Regions from separate parts of the Homo sapiens genome. Here region 1 is linked to region 2. A link is a loop called in an ENCODE intact Hi-C map of the cell type or tissue named here. Cell type or tissue: heart left ventricle. All regions are shown on one strand. Links, peaks and the distances in the headings refer to the core of each region. The heading gives the core; the rest is flanking DNA. Region 1 holds the start of RMEL3 (enriched in melanoma 3). Region 2 has its middle 57 kb from the start of RMEL3.

Region 1 (2,917 bases), core at 328-2,827, 56 kb after region 2:
TCACTCTTTTCCTGCCTTTTGTGGTTTTACTTGAGCATCTTATATGATTTCATGTTTCCCCATTTCTGAGCATTTTGGTTATTCTGCTTCTTTTCTTTTATCTTTATACTTTTTTCAGTATTTGCCGTAGAGTTTGAAATATACATTTACAATGAATCCAAGCCCACTTTCAAAGAACACAATACTGCTTCATGGATAGTGTAAATACCTTGGTCATGTTCTTTTAAATCAGAGTTCCCATATAAAGATGCTTCAAGAGAGAAAAGATTTATGACGGTAGACTTTTGTTTGCTATACCCTTTAGAAAAAAACATGTTTCTAAAGGATAATAAACCTACTTGTTCTTTCTGGTGGCCGGTGACTGCTTGAATAGTGTTTCCTTAGAATTCATGGCCACTGAGAATCACAGTATGTGGCCATATTTGGAAATAAGATCTTTGCAGATGTAATTGGTTAAGATGAATTTGTACTGGATTAAGGTGCGCCCTAATCCAATGACTGGTGCCCTTATAAGAAGGCCAAGTGATCACACAGACACACACAGAAGGAAGAAGTCCGTGTGATAGTGGAGGCAGAGACTGGAGTGATGCAGCTACAAGCCAAGGAACACCAATGATTGCCAGGAGTCTCCAGAAGCTAGGAAAAGGCAAGAAAGAATCCTACCCTAGAATTTCCGGAGGGAGCATGGCTCTGCTGATACCTTGATTTTGGACTTCCAGTTTCTAGACCTGTAAGAGAGTAACTTCCTGTTCTTTAAGCCACCCAGTTTGTGGTAATTTGTTATGGCAGCCCTAGGAAATGGATACAGTAGTGATGGGGGAGTTTCCTTCACTCTGATTGCTGTCATGTGATTGGCATTCCACTGTAACACACCTGGCCACTCACTCACTCACTCAGGGGAGGAAGAATGACTTAAATCTGCTTGTTGACCTGGGAAGGATAAACTGGACACTTGTATATCAGCCTTTTCCCTTCTTTTTTTCTCTTGGGTGTGAACTCACCCCAGAGAGCATGCAGTCTATGTGGGGAGGCCTGCAGAGGATCAGTATTACGAGGCCCCAGGATTGCAATATAAGCAACATCTTCCAATATCGGCCTTAGCAGTGATAAGTTTACATTTTAATTGCCCCAGTGTATTTTTTAATCTTATTTCTCAATTTGTTAAGTACTCAGCATGTATATGGATGGATTGAGGTGGGGAAAGGAAAGCCCCTTTAGACTGGCAATAACCCTCCAAGTTCCTTCTGTTCTCAGTAAAGATTTGTTTAGTTTCCCTTGAGAGGAACATTGTATGGAGAAAGGACACCCTGAGGGATGAATTAGTCCTCCTGTCTGCCTAGCCAGGATCATAATACCTCAGTCATACCCCACACACAAGAGAACACATTCAGTTTTCATATCTTCCAGGAGAATGACTTCAACACCTTCTGAAAGACCCCTGGAGTATTGAATACACTTTTTGTTACTTATCTTCCTTAAACGGCTGAGTTGATGAAAAAAAAAAAAAAAGGTCTGGGATAGGTTAAGATTTTAAAAAACTTTTATCTTTAAATTTCATTTATTATTATTATGTCTCAGTTTTACATTTTTATTTTGAAATAATTATAGTTTCACAGAAAATTACCAAAAATATATGGGGAAGTCCTGTGTATCCTTCACCCAGTTTCCTCTAATGGTAACATTTTGCGTGACTATAGAACATTATCAAAACCCAGACATTGGCATTGGTACAATTGGCAGAGTTTATTTAGCTTTCAAGGGTCAGTCTCTTCCCTCATTTGCCCCCGTCAGGAGGATCTTACTCTCCCAGACTTGTTCTCAGCCTTTCTGGGGACAAATGAAGGAAGCAACTGGGGAGAAGAAACTAACCAGAGGTTTGGAGATGTTTCTCAGGTTATTTTGAGAACAGCCGATCCGGTAGGTGAGAGAAGTGGGTAAGAAAATAAATGGAAAGATTTTAAGTATTGCTGTTGAGTGTGAGTAAACTCTGTTTTTCCTTTTCTCTCACACCCCAACAATTAACACAGAAGACTTCTGTGACCAAATGTGGTGGTGGGGGTTCCCTTATACACCAAGCAAGCAATCGCTTCTGCAGCAGGCACCAGCTGGGCGTCCTCCAATTCAAATCTGACACTGTCTACTGGGAGATACCATCAGATCCCACAGGTTGAGGGCTCAGTCCCACAAGACCACTCTTTCCTTCTTACCAGTCGTAAGTCCAGGCCTTCTGAACTTCTGACTGACTGGCTTCAAGTTGGGGTTTCCATGACCTCCTCTTTGAGTTTAATTAATTTGCTGGAGTGACTTACAGAAGTCAGGGAAACACTTATGCTTACCAGTTTATTATGACGGATATCTGAAAGGATGCAAATAAATAGCCACATGAAAACATGCATAGGGTGAGGTCTGGAATGGTCCTGAGTGCAGGAGCTGCTGTCCTTGTGGAGTTGGGATACGTGCCCCTGCTCTAGCAGGTGGGTGAGTTCTTCGCCTTCCTGCCAGCCTCCATGTGTTCAGCGCCCCGGAAGCCCTCGAACCCTGTCCTTTGGGCCTCTTTTGGAGGCTGCATTGATTGTCCATAATTGAAGCAGAGACAACTGTGTCAAAATGTGATTGGATAAGAAGAGTATGCTCTAAACCCAGCAAGGCCTGTCTGTTCAGATTCTTTTTGGCCTCTCTGTGCAGCATTCCTTCCTCCTGGGAATGGGGCAGGACCTCTTCTGAAATGGGGTCTTATGACCTGCAATCAGACAAGGTAGGTCAGGGAATTTCTTTTTGGCCAGTGCAAGACAGAAAGGTAGGGAACAATTAGAGTATATTTTTAGTTCCTAAGGCCTGCCTTGGGAAAAAAAGGGAGCAGGTGAAAGGAGGGCAGGAGACGGTCAGAGAGAGATTGTATTTTCTCAGGCCTGCTTCT
Region 2 (2,917 bases), core at 124-2,623:
ACAGCACTATCTCTGTGGCTCCTCTACGCCTACAGCTTTGCAAGTATATCCTCCTGAGAGTATGCTATTTCAAGTGTGCCATCTGCTTCTCAGTGGAACCCTGATGTCTGGGTACCAGATACTCCCGTTTTCATGGAAGATGTTAGCTGCTGTAGGGTTTGAGAGATTGGAATTACCCTGGTTCAGTTCCTTTAGCCCTGAATTTCGGGAGGTAAATGCAAAGCCCTGACAATGATGACCTAATTCCCTGACTTCCTCTGGGTGTCAGAGATTTGGATGAGTTTAGAACATTGATTTTTGGACTGGGCGTGGTGGCTCATGCCTGTAATCCCAGCACTTTGGGAGGCCGAGGTGGGCGGATCACCTGAGGTCAGGAGTTTGAGACAAGCCTGGCCAACATGGCAAAACCCCGTCTCTACTAAAAATACAAAAATTGGCCAGGTGTGATGGCACGTGCCTGTAATCCCAGCTACTCAGGAGGCTGAGGCAGGAGAATCGCTTGAACCCAAGAGACGGAGGTTGCAGTGAGCCAAGATCACACTACTGCACTCCAGCCTGGGCGACAGAGTGAGACTCTGTCCCAAAACAAAGCAAAACAAACAACAACAACAAAAAACACTTATTTGATTTTTGGGAATTTGGAGCGCTAGGTCTGGGACAAGGAGTGTGATTTGTTTGTAAAGCGATGTGTTGGGCTTCAGTGTTCATTTGAATACGTCATTTAGTGATGGTTGTTTCTATATCTCTTATTAGTTAGCCTCTCCAACTTACCTAAAATAACAAAATCACAGATAATTTGTAGGCTAAAATTAGTCTTAAAAATTATTTTTGGCAGGGAGTGGTGGCTCATGCCTGTAATCCCTACATTTTGGGAGGCTGAAGCAGGTGGATCACCTGAGGTCAGGAGTTTGGGACCAGCCTGGCCAATATGATGAAACCCTGTCTCTACTAAAAATACAAAAGATTAGCTGGGCGTGGTAGCGCATGCCTGTAGTCCCAGCTAATCAGGAGGCCGAGGCAAGATAATTGCTTGAACCTGGGAGGCAGAAGTTGCAGTGAGCTGAGATGGTGCCATTGCACTCTAGCCTGGGCAACAAGAGCAAAACTCCACAGTTTTTTTTTGTCTCCCTCCAACATACCTTGAATAACAGTGCAAATTCACTGAATATAGAGTTTGGTGAGTTTATCTTTCCAAACAGAATTAGACTTTGACCTTTCGTAGTCACAATTGCAAGTGATACCTAAAGGGAAGTTGGACTGCTGCAGACAGTTGTTGAGGATGTGCACTGGTACCTGTAGGGGGCACCATTCATATATACTGTGAATTGGCATGCAACCTGCACAACCGTGTGCAGTGACCCTAGGAGGGGCCATAATCACCTCCAGCACTGATGGGCAGAACAGGGTGGAGTTTAACTGTTGCCCACACTGCCTCTGGTTATCTGCATTTTAAGCTTATGCCTTAACCTCAAGTATCTGATTCACGGTGTGAATTTTGCTTTTACTGTGGCTCTTTGTATATTGCAGCTAAATATTTCACATATGATGTCTCAATGTTTGAGGATATTCCATGGCAAATTTAATTTCTGGAGTACCAAGATGAAGAGAAGAAGCACTGGATCTAGTGCTGGATACCTGGATTCAAACCTTGGCAGAACAATGATGAAGCATTTCCGGCAGGACTCTCAGAATCTCAGGCTTCTTAACTGTAAACCAGGGTGAATAGTAGCTTTCTTATAGGTTTTGATGAATAAACAAGATTACATATTTCAAAGAACCTTACACACAATAAATGCTGAGTAAATATTGATTTATTCTTACAAAGCAAAACCTGTAAAAGTGACATTTTCAGAAAAGATTAATAGGTGAGCCTCTCAAGCACCAGTTTACAACAGATTTTTTTAATGCAACAGAAACTGTTTGGGAGGCTGGAGAGAGCTGGTTAGCTGGGCTTGAGGCTAACTGCACATGACATTCAGCTCCAGGGGCAGAGGCCTGATCCCCAGAGGGTTCAAAACCATTCTTGGCTTTTGCCCTTTTCTCTGACATCTTGAGTTTTCCTATTTATCGACAGGGCCAAGTGGCAAAGAGGTATTCTTCTTTGCCTTTGAATGTTTGCACAGCTTCCTCTTCTGATTAGAGAAATCAGATAGAGCTGGGATCTTTCACCTCTATCCTAATTGGTACATAGCACATTGTGACATCGCATCTATTGGTGTTGAACATGTAGGGGGAGGATTAGGATTTAGACCAAAGTTTTTTTTTTTTTTTTTTCAGAGTCGTACTTTGTCTGGGACTGCAAGTGCATACCAACATGGCCAGCTAATTTTTAAAATTTTTTGTAGAGATGAGGTCTCATCAGGTTGCTCGGGCAGCTTCTGGGCTCAAGCAAGCCTCCTACCTTGGCCTCCCAAAGAGCTGGGATTCCAGGTTTGAGCCACCACACCCAGCCTAGACTTTATTTTCTATGGTGATGGAATTAGGGAGTGGAAGTGAAGGATGTTATAATGTGGGCTTTAACTTGAAAAGGGATATAATCTACTCCCTCTATTAGGCGACTCCTGATTCTTGAAGCCAAATTTTTCAGTCTTCTTTTGTGATTCCAGGAGCCAAAACAACCAAGGAAGACCTGGTTCCAGTAATAATAATGATATCTTATATTTGTATAATGCTTTGTACTTTGGAAAGCAGCTCTATAATCTCATTTGACCCTCACATAAACCCAGTGAGGTGGCTTGGGAGGCATTCATTCCTTTATTTTACAGCTACAAAATCCCAGAAGATAATAAGTGTCTCGCCATGATCTCATAACATGTAAGTGATAGAGTCCAGGTCTCCTGGGTACTAGTCTAGCATTTTTTACTTTACACTGTATCATCTTGAGCATTCACATTCTTTGAAAAAATTTTTATTAATG

Evidence for each region. Peaks named below come from ENCODE experiments on the same cell type or tissue, not always from the same donor. Only the 100,000 strongest peaks of a DNase experiment are listed, where the experiment ranks them.
Region 1: a loop joins it to region 2, with 2.1 times the contacts of the local background. A loop is called at or near these places in 4 of 110 quality-filtered maps.

The regions. Positions count from the first base shown.
Region 1 is chr5:57,393,262-57,396,178 of GRCh38, forward strand. It overlaps RMEL3 (enriched in melanoma 3), which reads left to right and starts at 1,846. Exons shown (of 4, transcript NR_186596.1): 1 at 1,846-1,917. In heart left ventricle, for the core only: no CTCF peak of the experiment used is centred there; no DNase peak of the experiment used is centred there.
Region 2 is chr5:57,336,981-57,339,897 of GRCh38, forward strand. No RefSeq gene overlaps it. Among named protein-coding and RNA genes, the nearest start is that of RMEL3, 57 kb to the right of the region's middle. In heart left ventricle, for the core only: CTCF peaks have their summits at 1,296 (motif pointing right) and 1,507; no DNase peak of the experiment used is centred there.